3 separate regions of the Homo sapiens genome follow, and regions 1 and 3 are each linked to region 2. The links are chromatin contacts, found by Hi-C or POLR2A ChIA-PET in ENCODE. All regions are on one chromosome and are shown on one strand. Each heading gives the region's core, a stretch centred on a gene start or an enhancer-like site at or near the end of the contact. The rest is flanking DNA. Distances are from core to core; before and after follow the strand shown. Region 1 overlaps ECT2L (epithelial cell transforming 2 like). Region 2 overlaps REPS1 (RALBP1 associated Eps domain containing 1). Region 3 overlaps ECT2L (epithelial cell transforming 2 like).

The links. A loop is a pair of places that touch in the nucleus more often than their neighbours do. ChIA-PET counts read pairs that join two places held with the same protein, here RNA polymerase II (POLR2A). Pooled maps may share reads with other maps.
Region 1: a loop to region 2 is called in a pooled map, with 3 times the contacts of the local background. The contact joins two enhancer-like sites. A Hi-C loop is called at or near these places in 4 of 50 pooled maps. POLR2A ChIA-PET finds 5 or more read pairs at or near these places in 3 of 52 experiments (GM12878, MCF 10A and activated CD4-positive, alpha-beta T cell).
Region 3: a loop to region 2 is called in a map of Caco-2, with 6 times the contacts of the local background. The contact joins two enhancer-like sites. A Hi-C loop is called at or near these places in 1 of 168 maps with a recorded cell type or tissue (Caco-2) and 9 of 50 pooled maps. POLR2A ChIA-PET finds 5 or more read pairs at or near these places in 4 of 52 experiments (GM10248, T-cell, activated CD8-positive, alpha-beta memory T cell and 1 more).

Annotation. Positions count from the first base shown.
Region 1 is chr6:138,867,186-138,871,084 of GRCh38, forward strand. It overlaps ECT2L (epithelial cell transforming 2 like), which reads left to right. Exons shown (of 22, transcript NM_001077706.3): 13 at 918-1,021. Among named protein-coding and RNA genes, the nearest start is that of ECT2L, 73 kb to the left of the region's middle. Within about 2 kb of position 2,331, at least 5 of the 41 ENCODE cell types and tissues checked have a DNase peak (open chromatin) inside an H3K27ac peak, as active enhancers do.
Region 2 is chr6:138,942,889-138,946,807 of GRCh38, forward strand. REPS1 (RALBP1 associated Eps domain containing 1) reads right to left here. Exons shown (of 20, transcript NM_001286611.2): 3 at 2,613-2,809; 4 at 2,331-2,484; 5 at 1,610-1,734; 6 at 965-1,127; 7 at 625-688. Among named protein-coding and RNA genes, the nearest start is that of REPS1, 43 kb to the right of the region's middle. Within about 2 kb of position 1,668, at least 2 of the 41 ENCODE cell types and tissues checked have a DNase peak (open chromatin) inside an H3K27ac peak, as active enhancers do.
Region 3 is chr6:138,815,450-138,819,267 of GRCh38, forward strand. The region is part of intron 4 of ECT2L (epithelial cell transforming 2 like); the gene reads left to right. Among named protein-coding and RNA genes, the nearest start is that of ECT2L, 21 kb to the left of the region's middle. Within about 2 kb of position 2,487, at least 11 of the 41 ENCODE cell types and tissues checked have a DNase peak (open chromatin) inside an H3K27ac peak, as active enhancers do.

The DNA.
Region 1 (3,899 bases), core at 1,081-3,580, 75 kb before region 2:
TTGAGCTCCTTTTCACATGCTCTCTCCTTATTGTCCAATTTATACATTTCATTCAATATCAGCTTTGCCGGAGTGGGCACTTTTTATAGACTAGACATTTAAATTACTTTGGTTCATTTTATATTTTATCATAGTAGAAATCCTCATTGCATAATAGAATTTTTACTGCTATTCTTTGCATTTTTATCCACTAAAAAAACAACTGTGGGTCCAGTACGGTGGCTCATGTCTGTAGTCCCAATGCTTTGGGAGGCTGAGGTGGGCAGATTGCTTGAGGCCAGGAGTTTGAGACCAGCCTGGGAAACACAGCAAGACCCCATCTCTACAAAAAGTTAAAAAGTTGGCTGGCTGCAGTGGCTCACGCCTGTAATCCCAGCACTTTGGGAGGCCAAGGCAGGAGGATCACTTGAGGTCAGGAGTTCAAGACCAGCCTGGCCAACATGGTGAAACCCGGTCTCTCCTAAAACTACAAAAAAAAAAAAAAAAAAAAAAATTTAGCTGGGCGTGGTGGCAGGCACCTGTAATCCTAGCTACTCAGGAGGCTGAGGAAGGAGAATTGCTTGAACCCAGGAGGCGGAGGTTGCAGTGAGCCCAGATTGCGCCACTGCATTCCAGCCTGGGTGACAAGAGCGAGACTCCATCTCAAAATAAATAAATAAATAAAAGTTAAAAAATTAAGCAGGCATGGTGGTGCATGCCTATAGTCCCAGTTACTTGAGAAGCTGAGGTGGGAGGATCACTTGGATCAAGGCTGCAGTGAGCTATGATTTTGCCACAGCACCCCAGCCTGGGCAACAGAGTAAGATTCTGTCTCAAAAAAAAAAAAAAAAAAAAGAAACTGTGAGGACTGAGTTGTTGTTTTTAAATCACATTTCTTACATAAATCAATTACAGGGCATGTGGCCTTGTATTTACAGGGCAGTTTATGTTTGACACCATGGGTATGACCAACATTCTAAACAACCAAGATACTGCGCAAGCTCTGGCAGATGGATTGATGGAGTTGTCAAAAGAAGATTCTGTAAGTGTTTCTTTGAAGAAAGTAAACTATGAAAACCAACATTTAAATAAATTCTGTTTGCAGTTATTATTAATTTTTTTGACCAGTTTATCCCTTTCAGAGCACAGTTCCTCAGAGAAATTACATCAGTTTATAAAAATAGCCACTAAGAGATTCTGGGCCCAAGATGTGTTAAGTACACAAAACAGACAAGTAGGAAAATCTTCTAGGTTATTTAAAGTTTATTACATTGTGCCCTGTTTTCTGTCTTGTGCTTAATTTCAGTCAGAAGTGACTTTTTTTTTTTTTTAATAAAACATGTTAGTGGCTTTATATTTCACATAAACTTTACTCAACAGAGAAACCAATTCCTAGTTTCAGGAGAAATCTGAGAAAGTGTGACCCAGATGTGAAAAGATGACGGGAAAAGGGGCTAGATGAGAGAGGAAGGGAAAGAGAACACAACGGAACGGAAAGAAGCAAATCAGTAATTCGGCTGGGGATGGGTGTAGGAGAAACCCAAAGAAACAATTTCATCAGACACAGATCCAAGGTTCTCTCTCATTAAGGTCAGTCTACACTTCAGAAAACAGTGAGAAGGAGCCAGTCCACATTTCAGAAAATAGTGAGGAGAGGCCAGTCTCCAGACAGCTCTCCCAGCCCCAAAGAGGACAGCATGGCTATAGGAAAATGCAATGTGGCCAGGCGTGGTGGCTTATGCCTGTAATCCCAGCACTTTGGGAGGCCGAGGCAGGCGGATCATTTGAGATCAGGAGTTGGAGACCAGCCTGGCCAACATGGTGAAACCCCGTCTCTACTAAAAATACAAAAACTAGCCGGGCATGGTGGCGGGCACCTGTAATCCCAGCTGCTCAGGGGGCTGAGGCCAGGGAATTGTTTGAACCCAGGAGGTGAAGGTTGCAGTGAGCTGGGATCGTGCCATTGCACTCCAGCCTGGGTGACAAAGCAAGACTCTGTCTCAAAAAAAGAAAAAGAAAAGAAAAGGCAACGTGCAGCTCTCCCTCTGAGGGGAGTCGGGAATAGAATGGAGATAGGGCTGCTGTTAACATATTCAATAATCTAAATTCTCTAGTTTCCAAGGAATTCTCAAGGAGAGTCTCAAATCTTTCTCTTCCACCATCATAATTCTGCTTTGTGGGTGAATTTAACATTGTCTCTGCACACATTCTCTCTCTCCTTATTATTGAGTATCTGCTCCTGTTTCAGTGTGGCTTCCTGGGTCTGCACCAGGCATTTCTGGGCGTAGCTGTCCTGCACTGGGTGGGGGCTGCGAAGCTGCATTAGCTGTAGTTTGTCTCCTGTGAAGTCTCAGCTCTGCAGTGAGGCTCAGGCAGCCCAATGACGAAAGGCCTTTGGCGAGCCTTGCTGATAAAATGAGCAGGGATATTCACAGAGGTGCCCCCTCACTGTCTGCCAAAACACTGAAGGATTACTCAGCATGCTTGGTGTCAGTTCAGTGTACTTATTTCCACCTAATTATTTAAAAATAACCATGTATGATATAATTTGGATGGTGCTCAAACCTATAGCCTGAGGGGAACCAAATTTGAGAGCCCCAGCATGTTTTCCCAGCAATTCTGCTACTGCAGCCTCTCTCCCAGGCCTTCTTCCTCCCCCTGAAAGACAACAAGATCCTTCCTGTCCCGTTTCCTCATTTGGCCAAGGGGTTGGTGTGGGCCACTTTGGTTCCAAAGATCTTGAGAGACCCTCCCATAAAATTTTGGTGTCTTAACTGGATTGTGACAAATTGTTGAGAACCAAGAGTACATATGGTAACTGGAATATGAGATGAACTAGAAAGTCTCATGTACTGACTTGAATTGAGCACTAGTCACTCTGTTTTCTGGACATGTCAATTAATTAGGTAGAAAGCTGAAATCCCTGCTAAAAAGTGTGCTCTCTCTTCTGCTGCAGTATTGACATCTGTATTTCAGAAGAATGTTTTAAATGGGCATTTTTCTTGCGGGGGGGTTGGGCATTCTTTAGGACAAACCTCTGGAATTTTTGTCGTATTTTCTGCTGAAGAAATGTGGCAAAAAGATCAAAGATGTTGAAGGAAATGTTATTCCAACAAAATGTGACCCAAAGACAACATTCAGTTTATTCATGAAGGTAAAGTTGCTGCTGAATTTTTATGCCATTGCTTTTCTGTAGAGTTAGGCACATGTGATAAAGAAATTCATAAATCATTATATGAGCTCTACTGGGAAGCTTTAACTTGTCATTTCTCCAAAGAATTTTATTTTCATGAAGTATTACTAAAATAGGGTGTTTTGTAGTTTCATAATATGAGTAACATTTAAGCCGCTTAAAAGCATAAACTGCAACATGTTAACTTGAGTAACACTATTTGGTTGTGGGGAGAAAGGTAGAAATTTGCATTTTGCTTTGACATTTATGAGCCCTGAGAGAACTTAAGGGGAATTTTTTTTTGAGGGAGGTGAAACTAAGAATAGTTCTTTTTTTTCTTAGTTGAGATTCAAATTCATTAAAGAAAAAAATGGGTTTAAAGCGAGTTCTGGCTGGGCGCGGTGGCTCACGCTTGCAATCCCAGCACTTTGGGAGGCCCAGGCGGGCAGATCATTTGAGGTCAGGAGTTTGAGACCAGCCTGGCCAACATGGTGAAACCCCGTCTCTACTAAAAATACAAAAATTAGCTGGGCATCGTGGCATGCCTATAATCCCAGCTACTCAGGAGGCTGAGGCAGGAGAATCACTTGAACCCAGGGGGGTTCAGTGAGCCAAGGTTTGCTTGAACCCGGGGAGGTTCAGTGAGCAGAGGTTGCAGTGAGCCAAGATCGCACCACTTTACTCCACCCTGGGTGACAGAGTGAGACTCTGTCGTAAATAAATAAAACTAGTTCATCAGGCCAAAAAG
Region 2 (3,919 bases), core at 418-2,917:
GGATTACAGGCATGTGCCACCATGCCCGGCTAATTTTTCTGTAGAGACAGGGTTTCACCATGTTGCCCAGGCTGGTCTCAAACTCCTGAGCTCAGGTAATCCACCTGCCTCGGCCTCCCAAAGTGCTAAGATTACAGGTATGAGCCACCGCACCCGGCCCTGGCCTATTTTTATAAAGTAATTTGTGATTACACTTTGTGTTCTAATAGCCAATTCGAACCATATTCCAACACAGCTATTCTTAAGTCTCTGGTTAAATGGAAGCTAACACCATTCCTAAACTTATGGCATGGTATAGGACTTACTAAACTTGATAAAAAACCAATGGGATAAATATAACCATGTATGTGCAAACTAACTTTTATCTCATACATTATGCTAGCAACAAAAAAACAGCTGATACAGCTTAAAGAATTTTAGCTCTTTACAAAGAACTACTGTATCAGTATCACTTATTTCTTTTCTGCAGAATAAGAGAGAAGCTGGCTATTGTAAGGCAATACTGAGTTCTTTGACAGCATTCTTGAAGGGGTTAGTTGTTTATTTTTTAAGGCTCTAAAATCTATCTGCTAGAAACTCCTTGGAAGCAACCCAGTTACCCAACTAATGATATACCACACTTACCAAATATGAGAAAGTTCAAGAATAGGAAGTTTTGATTTTGTAAAAAACTCTTTAGCTGCAGATCCTGAAATATTAAAACAGTGTTGTTTAATGTTATTCTGAACTTACGGATCCACGAACAGAATGTAAGAGTCTTAGACTTTTTTAACTGGGAAAAGATATTTTTAATATGTGAATATGTCATGTTTTTGGCCCCCAGTGATTATAAATTCTTTTTAGACAAATAATCTGATAATTATTTTATAATTAAAATCTATGACCAATAAAACAATGTCTTTGATATTATGAAATTGAGATTCTCCTGTCCCATCTAGAAGAACTTCTGTTTTCAACAACTCACCTGGAATAAATCCGTTTAGATCAGGCTGAATGGTTTTAAACTGATTTACATAATACTGTCTTTGTTCATCTGTTATTTTCCAGGGATCATCATAACTACTGGATTGCCTACGAATTTCAATGGCAGTTGTAGCTGATGCTACAGTTCGTACTGTTGTCTGGTCCTGTAATGAAACATTTTTTCCTCAGTACAATATCTACCTACATGATTATATGGACCAAGATTGCTAGGTTATTTATCTTTGAAAGTAAAACTTGCTTTTTGTGTATATTTAAAATGTAAAACCACACATCTGTTACAGTCAGATTATTGGATATGTTTTTGCACAATGATTATAGAAACGAGTAGAATGACAGCAATTATGTAAGCAACAGAAAGTTATGAAAATGTGCTAAGAAAGCCAAGCAAATATATTTCCAGATGCAGAAACCTTTCAAAACTTCACTAGGGAATCAGAAACAGAAATAAAATCAGCTGAAACATTCCAATGATAACAGATTTGAAATGCACAGAGCAGAATTTTGCTTTTAAATAAATGAGTGGATTTGCATTTATAAAATCTGCAACAGCAAAATATAAAAACAACGACTGGAGCAATACTCTGAATGAAGCAAATAAAAATGCAATACCAATAAAATGTCACACCTGGACAGAAGCAGGATGCATGGTTAAAAGAGTACTGGTTGGTGGAGTATCTGCAAAACTGACCCAGTTTTCTTGAGGTGGAGGTGGGGAATGCCCTGACCACACTGCATCACCAGCAGAAGAACCTATAAGGAGAATGGGTAAACATGCTGACTCATGTTTGAGGAAAAAAGTTACTAGGAAGTTTTCTTTCCAACTCTTACTCTGAAGAAATCTAACAATTTCCAAAATGGAATCTTTTCTGTTCTATTAGAAATTATACCTCATTTAAATATCTTCAATTATTTTGTGCTCTCCTTGTCAATAAAATGTATGTAATATATACATAATATTCTGGGAAATAATTATTCATTTTACCTTTAGAGAATCTGGTATCCATAAACTTGTCTAAACATCACAGATACACATAAATGCAATTACCACTTTTCAAAGCAATGTATCCACTTACAAATTTCCATAGTTGGTTTTTGCTTCTATTTAACTTAAACTTACAATTAAAAACTATCTGGGAGGCAACTCCTGAAGGAATATTATCAAGTTTCCTTCAATTTACAACCCTAAATAATTGTTACTTTCAAAAAATCTCTAAGCCAGGTTCTGTGGCACAAGCCTATAATCCCCACCTACTCAGGAGGCTGAGGCAGGAGGATCATTTGAACCCAGGAGTGCAAGACCAGCCTGGGCAACACAATGACACTCTAATCAATCAATCTCTAAATACCTGATTGTGCTTCACCAAAGGGAGACCAAAATGGCCCAGGTCCCGCGAGAGGCCTCTCACTATTCCCACCGCTGGGATGACGGCTGTGCTTCCTCCATGTGTGTGGAGAAGTTGGTGGGGATTGCTGTGGTGAAACTACTGGGGATGCAGGTTCCTAGAAAAGAATATTATTTTAAAATTTTAACTTTAAGGAGACATTTTAATTATTAAGCTACCAATAAGAGCCTTAGTGAAGCATTTGCACAGGGCATCAACTGCTAATATTTACATGCATGTGATTACCTGTGCATCTGCAGATGTACGAGGCTGAACCGTATCATGGCTTACGGATCCCTTTTTCACTTGCCCCCTGCCAGGTGGTGGGGGAATTACACCAGAATACGACCCTTGATTTTCAGAATCTGAAGAATATGAGGCTGCATGGCGAGATTCCTGTTCATTCTTTGAAGCAACAAATCTTGGCAGAGGAAGGTCCTTTACTGTTAACCACAAAATAATCATTACTTCAAAATAAAAAAGGACATATATATTGAAAACTAAAATAAGACATGAATTAGATATTAGAATTTTTGTAAAAATGGATACAGAAACAAGAGGCACAAAATGTCTATCACCACAAAATTTGGACCACCATCTCCCTTACATTATTTAGGGAGACTCTTATCTAGAAAGAAGTAATAAAACCAAATTGTCCTTCTAATGAGTGATAACAATGGCTACATCAAATGTCTACGTATGTTTGGCCCTATACTTGCCACTGAATATTTATTTCACCTCGTAACCACAGTACCCCTGCAAAGCTCCTATTTACAGATAAGAAAACTGAGGCTCCATGATGCCAAGGTCATGCTTGTAGTAACTGACAGTTAAGATATAAACCTAGATCAGTCAGACCCCAAAGCCTAGGCTGCTTCTACTCACACCGGGTCTTTAAAGTAAGATTTTAGACCTCTAAGTAAAACACAGAATATGTCACTAAGTCTGAGACTAGATTTAGAAATTTTCATGGCAGAAATTCTTAAAAATACCTTATTGTTCACCCCCCAAAAATATGGTAGAGTATTCTATCTATCCACTGTAGTCTGGCTTATGTTTCTCCTACAGCCAGATATTCTACATTCAATTTTAAATAGAGGAGAAAGATGAAGGACTGAGAAACTGTTTGCAGGTAAATAAGTGATACTTTTAGACCAGAAAAAATACAGCTACAAAATCATTTCAGAGGAAAGCGTACTTACCTCCATTACATGATTACTTTCGTCTCTGTTTAGAACCTCCACATGAAGGAAGGAAACTATTAAGCTTATTCAATATACATGTAAAAGAATTCAAAATTACCTGAAAAGAATGTAAACTCCCAACACTAGAAGAATGATGTGTGGCAAACTAGAGGTCCACAATGAAAACCTCTACCGACCAATAAACTAAACTGGTACTTAAAACTATTTCTACAAATTCTGATATTTACAGAATTTTACAGAAATTTTTCTGTACAGATTATTTTTAAAATCTTAATTTTTCTCTTTCCCCTTTACTCTATGAAAATGAAAGAACCCTCTGCATTTAAGTGCCTTTCTTTATAGAATTTC
Region 3 (3,818 bases), core at 1,237-3,736, 130 kb before region 2:
GGTACGTGGCAGGATGGTTTTCCAGCCCTCAATGCCAGATAAAAAGCCTTATGTTAGTCTGGAGGATTTCTGGTAGCCCGAGGCCAACAATGAGGGTAAAAATAATAGAATACTATTTCTGAAACATTGTCCTTTTGAATGAATCTTTTGCCCAGAGGAGAAAGAGCTGGGACTTCATCAGTCCTACAGAGGAGACTGTGTGAAGTTGTTTGGGCTTATTTACTAATGTTTGTTTAGAAAAACTCTAGGTATGGCATCATTTGATGTTAGGTACTTTCACTAGAACTTGGTGGTGAGGTTGCAGGAGAGGGTAACCTTCGGATGTCTTAGATACCCAGCAAAAATATCTGAGAGTGGTGCATGATCAAATTGGCATATTTTAGGTGGAGTACTTGCTTCCTGTTCTTTCTTACATGTTTTCCTGCCAGTCTCTTTTGATCAGCCATTTTTTCTCTCCTCCTCACCTGTCAGCTACTCCTGCATCTGTGGGTGCAAAGCAGATTGTTAACGGACTCTCCCCATGGAGTCACTGGAAGGAGACAGGCATCTTCCTGGCTCTGTTGAAAGAGGCTGCAAAGACAGGGCACAGATAAACAGGCCCTTCAGTCAATGTTGAAAAATCAGGGGGAAGACATTTTATGATAGTCATTGGCTATGTTTCTTTTTACTCCAACTTTGCAGCTTTCAAGATAAGAAAATAACAGACCAGACCTCACATTTATAACCACTTTGTGCATCATGTTCTAGGCTCACGTATCATAAACCAGGCAATTTTAGTTGTGACCACTGGAGGTCATTAGAGATCTTATGGTATATTTTGAAGCAGCTTAACTCAGGCCTGACTTTTTGTCACTGGAAATTGCATCCTTTGTCCGGTAACTGAATTCTTTTTTCTGTGAGACAAGAATATAAAACTAACCTGTTCAGTGAAAGTACTTTTTTTTTTTGTTTGTTTGTTTGTTTTTGGATAGCAGCAGCATTTCTTCAGAGAGCAGACTGTATTTCATAGTTTCATGAATGTTAGTATAAATTTCCTTTAAACATTTTTTTTTTGAGATGGAGTCTTGCTCTGTCGCCCAGGCTGGAGTGCAGTGGCGCGATCTCAGCTCACTGCAAGCTCTGCCCCCGGGGTTCATGCCATTCTCCTGCCTCAGCCTCCTGAGTAGCTGGGACTACAGGCGCCCACCACCACGCCCAGCTACTTTTTTTGTATTTTTAGTAGAGATGGGGTTTCACCGTGTTAGCCAGGATGGTCTCGATCTCCTGATCTCATGATCTGCCTGCCTCGGCCTCCCAAAGTGCTGGGATTACAGGCATGAGCCGCCGCGCCCGGCCTAAACATCTTTATTGAGATATAATTCACATACAATAAAAATCACCCATTTACGGGTACAATTCAGTGGTTCCGGTACATTCACAGAGTTGTGTGATCATCATCACATGTTAAGTTTAGACCATTTCATCATCCCACAAAGAACCCCCCTACCCATTAACAGTAACTTCTCATCTCCATCCCTCTAGATCTGGGCAAACACAAATCTGCTTTCTGTCTCTATAAATTTGCCTATTCTGGACTTTTCGTATAAATGGAATTAGACAGTATGTGGTCTTTTGTGACTGGCTTCTTTCACATATTATAACGTTCTCAAGGTTCATCCATTTTGTTACACATGTCAGTACTTCTTTCCTTTATTGCCAAATATTATCCCATTGTATGGATGTGCCATATTTTATTTATCCACTCCTCAGTTGATTATTGTAAATAATTATTATAAATAGTGCTGCTATGAACATCTGTGTCCAAGTTTTGCATAGAGATGTTTTATTTCTCTTAGCTATACATATAGGAGTGGAATTGCTGGGTCCAATGGTAGTGCAATCAATTTTTAATTATTAAGCATTTCTTTTGGATCATTTATTCCTGTAGTCTTGCTTACCCAATAACTGTAAATAAATTAATAAATGAAAGAAATTAGTATTATTTGAATACTTGAAATGTTTATATGTAAGCTAGGCTATATTTGTGCAATACCTTTCTTTCAAGGTAGAGAGGCCATTGTTTTAGATGGTTTTATAATTTCCAAATAATTTTGTTTTAATTCAGTCAGTTATAAACAGGGTATTGCAATATTGGTGGAAACTGTCAACACAATTTTCTTTTAAAAAATTATTCATAATCTCTATGAGATATATTCAAATATCTTAGAGTTTTCTTTCCTGGCCTAATAAGTATTCCCTAGTAAGTTTTAAGATGATTTCCTAAGTGGAATTTTATGATATTTAAGACATTTTTTAAAGGTTTAGCTTCTTAAACCATCCCTCTGGCAAACTAAAATGTCCCTTCTCCTGGGAAGACTTCTCTGCTGGTCTTTCATGCCTAGCAACTTTATACCTCAATTGTGGCTTTTCTTGGTATGTTATGGCCCCGTGTCGTCCACATGACTAATGGTTTCCAGTGATGTCTTTCCCCTACCACTTGACTAGGTTGACCTTTCCTGTGACTCCTTAAAGGAAACTGGGCTGCTTGTGTCTGTTACACTCAGAGAAACCCGTGAGGAGTTTGAATCAGTCCCCTTGCCACACTGGTGGAACCGGTTTTGAATTGCCTCTGCTTAGTGCCTGGTAATTCCTCAAACAAAGGCCTTTGGTTCCAGAGCCAGAGCTGCTCAAACTTGCAGCTTTCCTGGATGGGTGGGGCAGCATTCATGCAACTGCATTCCCTAGAGGGGGAATGCATTGACCCAGGTGTGTATGTGCGTGTGCGTGTGAGATCATAAACAGCCCATGAAGGATTCACTCTCGTCACTTGTCTCCATCAGAGCAGACTTGAAATGGGGTTGGAGGGCAGAAAAATATCCACCAAGGTGTATTAAGAGAGAACAGCCCCCTCTCCCACTTCATTACCCCCTCTTCCATTCTTCCCACGCAGCCTGTGAGGGCTCACTTGAGGACGTCTGTCTCAGCTGTGATCTGTGAGGCAATCTGGTGTGCAGTTTTTCAGAGACAACATACTCCTAGGTTAATTTTAAATATAGAGCAGCCATGTCACTCTCAGTTACTGAATGTCCATTTAAAAGGAGAGTATTTCTGTGTGGAGATGGTAAAGAGGTTAAAGAAGAAAACATCGAATGAAACTTGCTGAAGACAGTAAGGCGGACGTTACTGAGAACCTTGGAGATAGCTACAGGGACTGCTGCATGGGGTCACGGGAGAGAGATTGGGCTCAACTTCAAATGCAGCATGGGCGGATAGCCAAGGAGCAGGATGGGGCTCAATGGATGGAAAATTACTCGAGGAAACATCAGGGGTAAGCGGGGATCTGAATACACTGACCCAACAGGACTCTCGCTGATGACAGGCCAGGGTGCTCAGACAACACCTGGGGGAGGGTGGAGGATGAGGAACCTGACAAGATATCCGGGGGTGGGGGGTTCTTCCTAAACTGACTTAACAGGGCTCTTTACTAAAGCAGAATTTTATAAGGAAGTGCACAGGTGGGCCAAGGGGAAGTTTCAGAAGCTTGACTAAAGTTTGGTCAAGCAGAGAATCTTTGTCAGAGAGGAGAGGGGAGTATTCAAAGTGAAAGTGTACACTTGTATCTAAAACGACTGTTTTCTAAATATCCAAGGCAAGTCTGGAAATTTGAGTCATCTTCACTTCCTTCCCCTTTGCCCAGTATTCTGCACATGTTCCTGCCCTTCTACCTGCATGGGCTGGTTAAGGATAACTGTATGAAATATTAGCATTTGCAATTGGGATGGTTTTTAGAGGTGGATGATGCTTAAAAAAAAAAAAAAAAAAAGGAAATCATTGCGTTT